Linked DNA regions of Homo sapiens: regions 1 and 2 are each linked to region 3. The links are chromatin contacts, found by Hi-C or POLR2A ChIA-PET in ENCODE. All regions are on one chromosome and are shown on one strand. The core of a region is the stretch at or near the end of the contact, and the rest is flanking DNA. Distances in the headings are between cores, read along the strand shown. Region 1 has its middle 36 kb from the start of IL12RB1. Region 2 overlaps CRTC1 (CREB regulated transcription coactivator 1). Region 3 holds the start of DNAJB1 (DnaJ heat shock protein family (Hsp40) member B1).

Evidence for each region. A loop is a pair of places that touch in the nucleus more often than their neighbours do. ChIA-PET counts read pairs that join two places held with the same protein, here RNA polymerase II (POLR2A).
Region 1: POLR2A ChIA-PET joins it to region 3 with 10 read pairs in GM10248. The contact joins the enhancer-like site here to the promoter of DNAJB1 in region 3. POLR2A ChIA-PET finds 5 or more read pairs at or near these places in 2 of 52 experiments (GM10248 and activated naive CD4-positive, alpha-beta T cell).
Region 2: a map with no recorded cell type shows a loop between it and region 3 (16-fold over the local background). The contact joins the enhancer-like site here to the promoter of DNAJB1 in region 3. A Hi-C loop is called at or near these places in 1 of 37 single-sample maps with no recorded cell type. POLR2A ChIA-PET finds 5 or more read pairs at or near these places in 1 of 52 experiments (common myeloid progenitor, CD34-positive).

What each region holds. Positions count from the first base shown.
Region 1 is chr19:18,049,156-18,053,520 of GRCh38, reverse strand. No RefSeq gene overlaps it. Among named protein-coding and RNA genes, the nearest start is that of IL12RB1, 36 kb to the left of the region's middle. RefSeq lists an enhancer at 1,453-1,954 and a silencer at 3,992-4,153. Within about 2 kb of position 1,545, at least 11 of the 41 ENCODE cell types and tissues checked have a DNase peak (open chromatin) inside an H3K27ac peak, as active enhancers do.
Region 2 is chr19:18,698,725-18,703,081 of GRCh38, reverse strand. All of the region lies in intron 1 of CRTC1 (CREB regulated transcription coactivator 1), which reads right to left. Among named protein-coding and RNA genes, the nearest start is that of CRTC1, 17 kb to the right of the region's middle. RefSeq lists enhancers at 1,776-1,825, 2,169-3,015. Within about 2 kb of position 2,446, at least 31 of the 41 ENCODE cell types and tissues checked have a DNase peak (open chromatin) inside an H3K27ac peak, as active enhancers do.
Region 3 is chr19:14,515,667-14,519,979 of GRCh38, reverse strand. DNAJB1 (DnaJ heat shock protein family (Hsp40) member B1) reads left to right here and starts at 1,583. Exons shown (of 3, transcript NM_006145.3): 1 at 1,583-1,841; 2 at 2,934-3,514; 3 at 3,810-4,313. The coding sequence starts at 1,631. The coding sequence ends at 4,040. RefSeq lists an enhancer at 1-289 and silencers at 1,202-1,521, 1,732-2,301.

The DNA of each region.
Region 1 (4,365 bases), core at 296-2,795, 3.5 Mb before region 3:
TTTTCCTTTTTCTTTTCTTTTTTTTTTTTTTTTTTTTGAGACAGGATCTCACTCTGTCACCCAGGCTGCAGTGCAGTGGCGTGATCTCGGATCACTGCAACCTCTGCCTCCCGGGTTCAAGCGATCATCCTCGTGCTTCAGCTTCCCAAGTAGCTGGGATTACAGGCTCTTGCCACCATGCCCGGCTAATTTTTGTATGTTTACTAGAGACAGAGTTTCACCATGTTGGCCAGGCTGTTCTGGAACTCCTGAGCTCAAGTAACCCTCCCACCTCAGCCTCCCAAAGTGTTGAGATTACAGACGTGAGCCACTGCGCCTGGCCTCCTTTTTCTTCTTATCCTTCTCCTTCTCCTCCTCCTCCTTCTTCTTCTTTTTGATGTTCTGATGCCAAGGCTGGAGTACAGTGGCGTTATCTTGGCTCACCACAATCTCTGTCTCCCAGATTCAAGCGATTCTCCTGCCTCAGCCTCCCAAGTAGCTGGGATTACAGGCGTTAGCCACCATGCCCGGATAATTTTTGTATTTTTAGTAGAAACAATGTTTCACCATGTTGGCCAGGCTGGTCTTGAACTCCTGACCTTGAGTGATCTGCCCGCTTCAGCCTTCCAAAGTGCTGGGATTACAGGCGTGAGCCACCATGTCTGACTGGATTATTTATCTTTTTGACCCTTATCAGATACAAAATTTGCACATATATTCTCCCATTCTGTGGGTTGTCATTTTTTTTTTTTTTTTTGAGATAGAGTCTCCCTCTTTTGCCCAGGCTGGAGTGCAGCAACGCAATCATAGCTCACTGCAGCCTCGAACTCCTGGGTTCAAGCGATCCTCCCACCTCAGCCTCCCCAGTAGCTGGGACTATACAAGCACACACCACCACACCTGGCTAATTTTTAAATATTTTTTGTATAGACAAGGTCTCATCTCACTATGTTGTCCAGACTGATCCTGAACTCCTGGACTCAAGCGATCCTCCTGCCTCAACCTCCCAAAGTGCTGGGATTACAGGTGTGAGCCACTGTGCCAGGCCTCTCTTAATAGTGGCCTTGCAGAAGAAAAGTCTTGCATTGTGTGGAGTCGGGTTGATCTATTTTCCTTTGCTGGCTTGTGCTTTGGGTGTGCTACCTGAGAATCCTCCTGATCTTGATAAACCCCTCTTGCGGGCACCTCTCCCCATCCTCCCCGCCCCCAGCCCCCACCTCTGGCCTGTCCCTCCCCCCTCCTCCCCTCCCCACCTCCCGCCCCGGTTTGGGGCACTGGCCTCTGGCTCTGTCCCCGATCCATCAATGTTTAATAACTGAGTGGACAGAACCTTGGCGGAGACGTGGAAACCCCGCCCGGCCCCATGCGCGACGCGCCTCCACGGGCTGTGCCGCGATCACGCAGAGCCCCGCTTTCCAGGTGGGGAAACTGAGGCACCGGAAGATTGGGATGGGGACGCGACCTGCCTGGTCCCAGTGGTCGGGGCCACGGCCAGGCTTCCTCCCCGAGTCCTCCCCACCTTCCCTGGCCTGGAGCTGCTCCTGGCTCCCGTCCCCGCCCTGGGCTGACCCTGCCAGCGGGAACCGCCTGCTCCCCGGGGCGGTTCCTGCCGAAACCAAAATACCCAGGAGGAGGAAAAAAAAAACACCCGCCGGGCGGGCTGGGGGTGGGGGACGGGAAGAGGGGCGGGTTTCTCCTCCGGGTTGGAGACTGGAGGGGCCAAGGGTCACACAGTCAGTCGACAAACGTCTCAAGGATCCAGCCGAGTCCTGGCTCTGCTTCCAACTGCCTGTGCAGCCAGGGCTTCTCCGAGCCTCAGTTTCCCCATCGGTGCAATGGGGTAGTTAACCCCCCGGGGAGGCCTATGAGAGGTGAGAAGGAGCTAGGTGAACGAGGTGCCCAACCCTCCAAGATATCATCACCTTTAATAATATTAAACCTTATGTGCTGGGATCAGGAGCTCCAGGCAGGGGGCTCCTCTGGCCGGGTAGGAGGGCCCTCTTCTCCCAGTGGCTGGTCTTGTACCCCTAACCTCTTTTTTTTTTCTTCTTAACCAACTAAACAGGAGTGATCTTTATTTTATTTTATTATTATTCTGAGACGGAGTTTTGCTCTCCTTTCCCAGGCTGGTGCGATCTCGGCTCACTGCAATCTTCACCTCCCAGGTTCAAGCGATTCTCCTGCCTCAGCCTTCCGAGTGGCTGGGATTACAAGTGCCCGCCACCATGCCTGGCTAATTTTCATTTTGTTTTATTTTGAGACACTGTCTCTGTCTGTCACCCAGAGGCTGGAGTGCAGTGGTGTGATCATAGCTCACTGCAGCCTCCTGGGCTCAAACAATCCTCCCACCTCAGCCTTCCAAGTAGCTGAGACCGCAGGTGTGTGCCACCAAGCCCAGCTAATTTTTGTATTTTTTGTAGAAAGAGCACTCACTCTGCTGCTCAGGCTGGTCTCAGATTCCTGGCCTCAAGCAGTCCTCCCATCTCAGCCTCCCAAAGTGCTGGGATTACAAGCATGAGCCACTGTGTCCTGGCCCCACCCCCAGCTTCCTATTTCCTTCCTCCCTCCCTGTCTCTCCCTATCTCTCATTTCTCATCTCTTCCTGTCTCTCTGTCTCTATTTCTCTGACTTGCTTTTATTTTTTTTTTTAATTTTTTTTTTTTTAATTTTTTGAGACAGAGTCTCACTCTATTGCCCAGGCTGGAGTGCAATGGCGTGATCTTGGCTCACTGCAACCTCCACCTCCCAGGTTCAAGAGATTCTCCTGCCTCAACCTCCCAAGTAGCTGAGATCACAGGCGTGCGCCACCCTACTATGCTAATTTTTGTATTTTTAGTAGAGACGGGGTTTCACCATGTTGGTCAGGCTGATCTTGAACTCTCTGGCCTCAGGTAATCCGCCCTCCTCGGCCTCCCAAAGTGCTTGGATTACAGGAGTGAGCCATCGCACCTGGCTTGTCTTGCCCCTCTTTGTCTCTTTCTCCCTGTGCCCCTCTCTCTCTATCTTTGTGTTTTGTCTCTCTGTCTCTCTCCTTGTCTCTTTCTTTGCCATCTTTTTTTTTCTTTTTCTTTTTGTAGAGATAAGGGTCTCATTATGTTGCCCAGGCTGGTCTCTAATTCCTGGCCTCCAGCAATCCTCCCCCCTCAGCCTCCCAAAATATTTGTGTCATCTTTCTCTTTATCTCATTTCTCATCTCTCTCCCTGTCTCTCTCTCTGTCTCTTTGTCTCATCTCTCTGTCTCACTTCTGTCTCTCTGTCTCTGTCTCCCTGTGTCTCCCTTTCTCTCTTTCCCTGTTTCTCTGTGTCTGTCTCTCTGTGTGTTTCTGTCTCATCTCTCTCTGTCTCTGTTTCACCTGTCTCTGTGTCTCCCTGTGTATCTCTCTGTGTCTCTGTCTCTCACTGCCTCTGTCTCTCCTTGTTTCTCTGTTTATTTGTCTCTTTTTTTACTTTTGGAGACAGAGTCTCGCTCTGTGGCCCAGGCTGGAGGGCAGGGGCACAATCTCTGCTCACTGCAACCTCTGTTTCCCAGTTCAAGTGATTCTCCTCCCTCAGCTTCCTGAGTAGCTGGGATTACAGGCCCCCCACCATGATGCCTGGCTAATTTTTGTATTTTTGTAGACACGGGGTTTCACCATGTTGGTCAGGCTGGTCTCGAACTCCTGACCTCAAGTGATCCACCCGCCTCGGCCTCCCAAAGTGCTGGGATTACAGGCGTGAGCCACTGTGCCCGGCCCCACTTCCATTTTTAGGTGGGGAAATAGGGGCTTATTCCTGAAGAGTCTCGTGCAGGTGTCCCAGCCCCAGTGGCATCATGGTCACCCTGGTCCAGCTGCTGGGCTCTGTGGCTCTCCGGCTGTCCTGGGCCTCCCATTCTAGGGGCCTGTCCCATAAATGGTCAGCCCAGAAGGTTCCACCCTCACATACTGGATGGTGACACCCCCACCTCCCAGAGCTAGTTTTCCAGCAGGCAGTCTGGCGGGAAGCCCAGGCCACTTCCCCGTGGTGTTGGCTGCTGCCCGGTGCAAGCCGGGAATGGGGACCGGAGGTGACGTTTAGGGCTAGGCTTTGGGCTCAGGTTTTTTTTCCTCTTCCTTTTTTTTTTTTTGGTATATAAACTATTTGTTTTTTTGCGACAGTCTTGCTCTTTCGCCCAGGCTGGAGTGCAGTGGCATGATCTCAGCTCACTGCAACGTCTGCCTTCCGGGTTCAAGAGATTCTCCTGCCTCAGCCTCCAGAGTAGCTGGGTCTACAGGCGTGTGCCACCACACCTGGCTAATTATTTGTATTTTTAGTAGAGACAGGGTTTCACCGTGTTAGCAGGATGGTCTCAATCTCCTGACCTCATGATCCGCCCACCTCGGCCTCCCAAAGTGCTGGGATTACAGG
Region 2 (4,357 bases), core at 1,197-3,696, 4.2 Mb before region 3:
GAACCCAGGAGGTGGAGCTTACAGTGAGCCGAGTCTCAGCTATTCAGGAGGCTGAGGCAGGAGGACTGCCTGAGCCCAGGAAATTGAGGCAACAGAGCGAGAGCGAGACTCCATCTCAAAAAAAAAAGAACTGTGACAACTGGAGGTCCCAGCCCGGCCGTCGCAACCAGGTCACGTGTGATGTTCACAATGTGGGAAACAGGTGGGGGGTTATGGGTATTCCCTGCACTATCTCCAAAACTTTTCACAAAGTCTAAGAGACTATCTCCTGTGTAATCCCAGCACTTTGGGGGGCCGAGGCAGGTGGATCACCTGAGGTTGGGAATTCGAGACCAGCCTGACCAACATGGAGAAACCCTGCCTCTACTAAAAATACAAAATTAGCCGGGTGTGGTGGCGCATACCTGAAATCCCAGCTACTCGGGAGGCTGAGGGCAGGAGAATCGCTTGAACCCGGGAGGTGGAGGTTGCGGTGAGGCAAGATTGTGCCATTGCACTCCAGCCTGAGCAACAAGAGCGAAAATCCATCTCAAAAAAAAAAAAAAAAAGACTATCCCCTAAGAAGCCAGGTATGGGGCTCAAGCCAGCACTTTGGGAGGCCCAGGCAGGAGGAGGATCACTTGAGCCCAGGAGTTTGAGACCAGCGTAGGCAACACAGGGAGACTCCTGTCTCTACAAAAAATATATACTAAAAATTAGCCAGCTGTGGTGGTACACACCTATGGTCTCAGCTACTCAGGCGGCTGAGGCAGGAGGACTGCCTGAGCCCAGGAAATTGAGGCTACAGTGAGCCAAGATCACACCACTGCAGTCCAGCCTGGGCAACAGAGCCAGACCTTGTCTCAAAAAAAAAAAAAAATGCTGGGCACAGTGGCTCACGCCTGTAATGCCAGCACTTTGGGAGGCTGAGGCGGGCAAATCACCTGAGGTCGGGAGTTCAAGACCAGCCTGACCAACATGGAGAAACCCCATCTCTATTAACAATACAAAATTAGCCGGGTGTGGTGGTACACGCCTATAATCCCAGCTACTCGGGAGGCTGAGACAGGAGAATTGCTTGAACCCGGGAGGAGGAGGTTGCGGTGAGCCGAGATTGCACCACTGTATTCCAGCCTGGGCAACAAGAGTGAAACTCCGTCTCAAAAAAAAAAAAAAAAAACAAAACGGTGGGCGCGGTGGCTCATGCCTATAATCCCAGCACTTTGGGAGGCCAAGGTGGGCGGATCATTTGAGATCAGGAGTTGGAGACCTGCCCGACCAACATGGTGAAACCCCGTCTCTACTAAAAATACAAAAAAAATAAAAAACATTAGCTGGGCCTGGTGACACACGCCTGTAATCCCAGCTACTCAGGAGGCTGAGGTAGGAGAATCGCTTGAACCCAGGAGGTGGACGTTGCAGTGAGCTGAGATGGCGCCATTGCACTCCAGCCTGGGTGACAGAGTGAGATTCTGTCTCAAAAAACAAAAAACAAAAATCCTATCTCATAAGAAACAGTTAACAGCAATGAATACTCCCTCAGGTGAAACTAAACAGATGACCCATAAGCCACACAGTGGCAGCTGTCATATTCTGGGCCAAGGCACAGAGGTGAACAAGGTGCGATCCTGCTCTCACTGTTGCCCCAAGTAGCAGCTCAACAGCTGGCCTCGGCCAAGCAGGCATCTTTCAAGGTGTGCACCCACCACGGGCCGGGCACGGGGCCAGACACTTTGCGTGGATGCATCATCTAATCCATGTGACGACTCCTCAAGGGGGCTCTGTGAGCACCCCCTTTTTACAGCCAGGAAACTGAGGCACAGAAGGGAGGGACTGTTTGGCAGGAGCCAACAGAGGCGCATAGAGCAGCGTGATGAGCCCCGGGCTCTGGGGGCGGGCCCGCGAGCAGGCAGCCTCCACCCCATGGTGGACCTTCAGGCTCCTCCTTCTGCCCCGGCTGAGCCGGCAGTGAAGGGATTAGCGGGCTCCTTGCCGAACAGAGGCCGAGGCCGCCTGGGCGCAAAGATAGGCTGTTGGGACCATAAATCATCCCCAGGGTCTGTGCATTTATTCTGTGATGATATAATGAGCCACTCCTGTCCTAATTACAGCCACCAATCTCGCCTGCCTGGGAGGACCGAAGGGATCCCCGCAGCGATGGAAGCGGGATGCGCACAGATGCGAAAGGACTCAATGGTGTAACGCAGCAGGGAGCCTCTGCTTTCAGTCACTTGAGAAAGAGACGCTGAAGCAGACAGAGAGCCCCTCCGAGGTTCCGAGGTTCTGCAGACCCCTGCAGCCCAGAAAGGTGGACAGCTCGCGTGTCTTTGCGGACACGCTCGGCCTCCCCGTGTCCCCAGCCAGAGGGACGGCCAGCCCACAGAGCCAGTCCCAGGCGCCCTGCTAGGCTGTGCTGATACTTCCTCCCAGAGATTTCCGGGCGAATGACCAGCTGGCATGCACCCACCCACCCTCTGCACCCAGGTGAGTGGTGCCAGATGCAGAGGAAACGGGAAGTGCTGTGGTGTTTCTGTTTTCAATTTTAATCAAAGTTTTGAAACATAAATGATTTCTTTATTTTCATTTTTTTTATTTAAAAAAAAAAAAGTGTGGCAGAGAGCTTCTCTGCAGCAAGAGCCCCGGCAGGAAAGGGAAGAGAAGGGCGGCCTGCAGAAGTTCTCAGGGAGGCTTCGCCCCCTTGCCGAGAGCCCCCAAGCACCGTGGTGGTCTCTGGGCTGTTGAAATACCAGAGTGGGGTATGTGGATAAGGGACAGGGTGGCTAGGATATGGGCACAGGGTATTAGCACCCGCAGTGGGAGAAGGCCCACCCTTCCAAGCAGACTCAGCCCCTCTGGGCCTCACCGCACCCTTCAACCCCACCCCACGGAGTGAAACTCCTGGGACCAGCGGAGGCGTCAGGACCCAAGTACAGAGAAGGGGGAATTTTATGTAGTAAATGAGGACCCAAAGCCTCTCAGCCGCTATAGTGGTGACGTTCCCCAGTGTGGGGCTCCCTGAGATGGAAGACGCAGCCACTTAACATAACCCTCCCGTCGCCAACCCTCCTGGGGAATCAGGCTCAGGATCCATGGGTGTGAGAGCTGCCGAGATGAGGCTCAGTCTGTCACAAGCCCGCCTTTGCCAAGCCCCAGGTCATCACAGAGCCCCAGCACCCACTATCTCCGGGGGACACCTGCCCTGGCCCCTCCTAGGCCTCCTGCTGCTCCCTACTCGTTCCTCCCAGGCCTGTCCCCACATGGCAGCCAATGGGATCCTTGCAAAGCATAAATCCCACATCACTGCCCTGCTCAAAACCCTCCCCATCCCAGGACCAGATCTCAACCCCTCACCCTGGCCCACGAGGCATCACCCCCAGAGCCAGGCGAGGCCAGGCTCTTCGCTTTGGCTCAGAGCCGCAACCTCAGGGGCAGGGCCAGCTGGCACAGGTGTGGCTTCCTGTCACTCCCTAGGGCAGGGTCTCCAGCTGACCTGCTCTCCAAGGTGTCTCCGGGGCCAGCTCACAGGAGATGCTCAGGAAATACCAACTGACTCGAGGAATGGACTTTCCTATCCAAACCCTCACTGCTGCAGGGAGAACTCACCGGGCCACCCCAGTGCTTCTTGTTCAGGCACTCAGAGGGCTGGGTGGGCACCATCATGCAGCCCCAGGGCCATCCTACCCCGAGGATTTGACCCTGGAACACACTGTGTTCCGTACAAGTATACAGGCTCAGGATTTGCTTAGAAAAATGTGAGCTCCAGGAAGACCACAAACTACTCTTCTCACTTCAGGGCCCCTCAACAGCCGGTACATGTTCCCAGATGGAGGTATTGAGAAGACCCCGCACACCCCTCCCAGGACTGAAGTGGGGACATTGGACCATGTGACATGGTACTGGCCCTCTTAGAGAGCACCTGCTTCTATGAGATTCCAGAATGAACTGGAGACAGGCCTGCCCACAGGGAGGTCAGATTCCAGAGCCTGCTGATGCCTGCTGAGCACCTGCTGAGTTCACACTGTGCCTGCTGAGCGCCTGCTAAATACACACTGTGTGTCAGCTGAGTGCCTGCTAAATACACACTGTGCACCTGCTAAGCGCCTGCAGAGCACACACGGTACGCCTGCTGAGTACCTGCTAAATACACATTATGCACCTGCTGAGCGCCTGCTAAATACACACTGTGCACCTGCTGAGTGCCCGCAGAGCACACACTGCGCCTACTGAGTACACAGTGTGCACTTGCTCAGCAACCAAATACACACTGTGCACCTGCTGAATACACACCGTGTGCCTGCTGAACACTGTACGCCTGCTGAGCACCTGTATACACATTGTGCACCTGTGGAATACACACTGTGCGCCTGCTAAGTGCCTG
Region 3 (4,313 bases), core at 334-2,833:
ACATGGCTCTGACCTCCCAGGCAGTTCTTCCAGGAACCTCCCCCACTTCCCTGGGCCCTTCCCAGGTGGAACCCCTTTCTGAGCCTCCTTTTCCCATCAGCTCTGTCCTTGACAGAGGCACCCCAGACTTTCAGAGCCAAACGCGATCGTGTTGCCTACAATTGAGGAAACAGAGGCCTTGAAAGGTGTGTGACACACCTATGTCCCCCCAAATTATAAAGGTAGTTGGGGAAGAAAAAGAAGCACGTGTGTAAGAACGGGGAATATTTATGAGGTTCTCACTGCGTTCCAGGCACTGGGGACCCAGTGCAGACAGGACCTGGCCCCTGCCCAGGTGGCGATGTCAGACTGGGAGGGAAGACACATTGAAAGCCAAGAGACAAGATAAATTTCAAATTTAGCGGCAAGTGATCTTGAGAGGGCAGTAAAGGGAAGAAGGCGGGACTGGGAGGACCTTGGGAGATGCGCTTCCGTCCAGATCCTCACCTTGCTTTAGGAGGTGAGAACAGAGGCAGTCTTCCGTCCCAAAATCCTTCTCCCCACGGTTGGGAGAATAGCGCTGGTGGGTTTTTTGTTCATTTTACTTTATTTTACTTATTTTATTTATTTATGAGACGGAGTCTCGCTCTGTTGCCGAGGCTGGAGTGCAACGGCCGGATCTCGGCTCACTGCAACCTCCGCCTCCCCGATTCAAGCTATTCTCAGGCCTCAATCTCCTGAGTAGCTGGGATTACAGGTTCGTGCCACCAACGCCCGGGTAATTTTTATATTTTTAGCAGAGATGGGGTTTCACCATGTTGGCCAGGCTGGTCTCGAACTCCTGACCTCAAGTGATCCGCCCGCCTCGGCCTCCCAAAATGCTGGGATTACAGGCGTGAGCCACCGCGCCCGGCCTGTTTGTTAATCTTAAATAGAAACGGAGTCTCCTTATGTTGCCTAGGCTGGTCTCCAACTCCTAGGCTCAAGAGATCCTCCTGTCTTGGCCTCAGGAAGTGATGGGATTACAGGCATGAGGCTCCGCGCCCGGCCTGATAGGTTCTCTTATTGCCATGTTGTAGATAGAAGGGGGCCCCTGGGTTAGGCAGACACAGGTTAGGTAGTTCGTCCGGCGTCACCGGGCGGGAGCCCACCGCAGGCCCCACGAGACAAGGGCGAGCAGGTTCATCGCCTCCCGGGGAAAGGACTGGGTAGTCCCAGGCCCCACCCCTTCCTGGAACAGCAAGTTCGCTGTGGGTCCCGACCTACTGACCCAGGCGGAGGGCGGGACGCAGGGTAGCTGGGGCCGCGTAGAGAGGGAAAGAAGGTCGCGATTGGCTCGTCCCGAAAGGTGGGCGGGGCCTCCTCCGACCTGTGCGCGCGCGCCGCGGGGAGGTGTTGCCGAGGGCGGAGCGGGAGGGGGCGTGGCCCCGCGCGGGCGGCCGTTGACGGCGAGGCCCCGCCCCGGATGTCGCGTGTCGCTGAAAGGGCGGCGGCGATTGGCCGGCGCCGCGGGGGCGGGCGGGGCGGAAGGTTCTGGAGGGGGCTGGCGGGCTCTGGAAGCTTCCGCCGGACGGGTATATAGAGTCCGGGACTGGTCGGCGGCGGAGCCGGGGGACGGCGACAGCGGGTCGGCGGGCCGCAGGAGGGGGTCATGGGTAAAGACTACTACCAGACGTTGGGCCTGGCCCGCGGCGCGTCGGACGAGGAGATCAAGCGGGCCTACCGCCGCCAGGCGCTGCGCTACCACCCGGACAAGAACAAGGAGCCCGGCGCCGAGGAGAAGTTCAAGGAGATCGCTGAGGCCTACGACGTGCTCAGCGACCCGCGCAAGCGCGAGATCTTCGACCGCTACGGGGAGGAAGGTGTGTGCTCGCGGCCAGGGGCGCGGCCCCGCCTTTTGACAGACAGGGAAACTGAGGCACGCTGGCCCCTCTCGGCGGCCCCCCGGGAAGGACGCCCCGGGCCGTGGGGCCGAGCTGCCCCGCCCTCCGGCCTCGCGGGCCTCCGCCCTCGGATTGGCGGCCGCGCGGTGGGAGGAGGAGCCTTGGCCCAGCCGCTCGGCCAGAAGCTTCTAGCATGTCTGGGGCTGCCCCTCCCCGGGCGCCTCCTCCCGCGGCCCCGAGCAGCCCCGGGGTGCGGTGCATGGGGGTGGGGGAGCCGGGGGTGACGACGGGGACGGCGCGGCGGAGCCCGCTGCGGACCCGGGCTCACCTGGGCTCGGCCGCCGGGGTCCGCGGGGCGGCGCCTCCGGCTCAGCTGCGGGGCGAGGGGTTGTGAATGCAGGAGCCGACCCCGTTCGTGGGCTTGGGGGCTGGGTTGGGATAATTCCCGGGAAGTGATGACCTGGCCCCGGCAGGGCACGCAGGAGGCAGCGGCCGCCCAGGTCCGGAGAGCGGGGCCGCCTCGGAGGGTAAGGAGAGCAGGGCTTTTTGTTCCTGTGCCCGTTGATGATTCAGGCTGGCTTCTGGGCTTGATCTGGAGCTGACTTTTTGTGCAAGGATGGTGGCAGTGAATGCTAATGTGTGAGGATTTAAAAACTCCCTATTTATTTTTGTTTTTTTTTTTCTTCTCTTCCTACGCACCATTAGCCCTAAAACGTTGAGAGTAAACACTTACCGAAAGCCGACCCTGGACCATGTGTCTTTAGCCATCTCTTGGTGATGTTGCCAGGAGGATGGGTCAGTCCAGGAGTGGCAGGGCCTAGGTGGCACCTGGAGGTGAACACCTAACCGCATGAGTCCTTTTCCACTGTCAGGCTACGCGGAAATACTGTTGGTAGGGGGGCGTCTCTGCTGTTGGCAGTGAGAGGTAGAAACTTGGGGTTCTTCCTTGCTCTCCCCTGACAGACAAAAAAGTTCCTCCCCCATGGCTTCCAAGCTGTTTCCCCCTGTAAGGGAAGCTCGAGAGAGAGTCTGCTGTTCAGCCATCTGACTGCTTCTAAATCTGCTTTTCAGGCCTAAAGGGGAGTGGCCCCAGTGGCGGTAGCGGCGGTGGTGCCAATGGTACCTCTTTCAGCTACACATTCCATGGAGACCCTCATGCCATGTTTGCTGAGTTCTTCGGTGGCAGAAATCCCTTTGACACCTTTTTTGGGCAGCGGAACGGGGAGGAAGGCATGGACATTGATGACCCATTCTCTGGCTTCCCTATGGGCATGGGTGGCTTCACCAACGTGAACTTTGGCCGCTCCCGCTCTGCCCAAGAGCCCGCCCGAAAGAAGCAAGATCCCCCAGTCACCCACGACCTTCGAGTCTCCCTTGAAGAGATCTACAGCGGCTGTACCAAGAAGATGAAAATCTCCCACAAGCGGCTAAACCCCGACGGAAAGAGCATTCGAAACGAAGACAAAATATTGACCATCGAAGTGAAGAAGGGGTGGAAAGAAGGAACCAAAATCACTTTCCCCAAGGAAGGAGACCAGACCTCCAACAACATTCCAGCTGATATCGTCTTTGTTTTAAAGGACAAGCCCCACAATATCTTTAAGAGAGATGGCTCTGATGTCATTTATCCTGCCAGGATCAGCCTCCGGGAGGTAAGGTGCCAGGTGGGGCGGTGTCTGTAGAGGGCGATGGCTGCTTTTTGAAGCAGTTTAGTATTTGCTGAACCAATGTGTTGGGGTGTGTGGTGCGTGCCAGGCTTGGGGCACAACAGTGAACAGGACTGACCAGGGCGCTGTTGTGGAGCTTTCGTGGTGGGGACGTGTAGATTTGGGGGCCAGGTCTTAGCTGCAGAGGCCTGATGGGTCTTATCTATGGCAGACGGCCTCTGGGCAAGAGCTGAGCCTCTTGAGCCAGCTTCCATCTAATGCTGTCCTTTTGCTTTTCAAGGCTCTGTGTGGCTGCACAGTGAACGTCCCCACTCTGGACGGCAGGACGATACCCGTCGTATTCAAAGATGTTATCAGGCCTGGCATGCGGCGAAAAGTTCCTGGAGAAGGCCTCCCCCTCCCCAAAACACCCGAGAAACGTGGGGACCTCATTATTGAGTTTGAAGTGATCTTCCCCGAAAGGATTCCCCAGACATCAAGAACCGTACTTGAGCAGGTTCTTCCAATATAGCTATCTGAGCTCCCCAAGGACTGACCAGGGACCTTTCCAGAGCTCAAGGATTTCTGGACCTTTCTACCAGTTGTGGACCATGAGAGGGTGGGAGGGCCCAGGGAGGGCTTTCGTACTGCTGAATGTTTTCCAGAGCATATATTACAATCTTTCAAAGTCGCACACTAGACTTCAGTGGTTTTTCGAGCTATAGGGCATCAGGTGGTGGGAACAGCAGGAAAAGGCATTCCAGTCTGCCCCACTGGGTCTGGCAGCCCTCCCGGGATGGGCCCA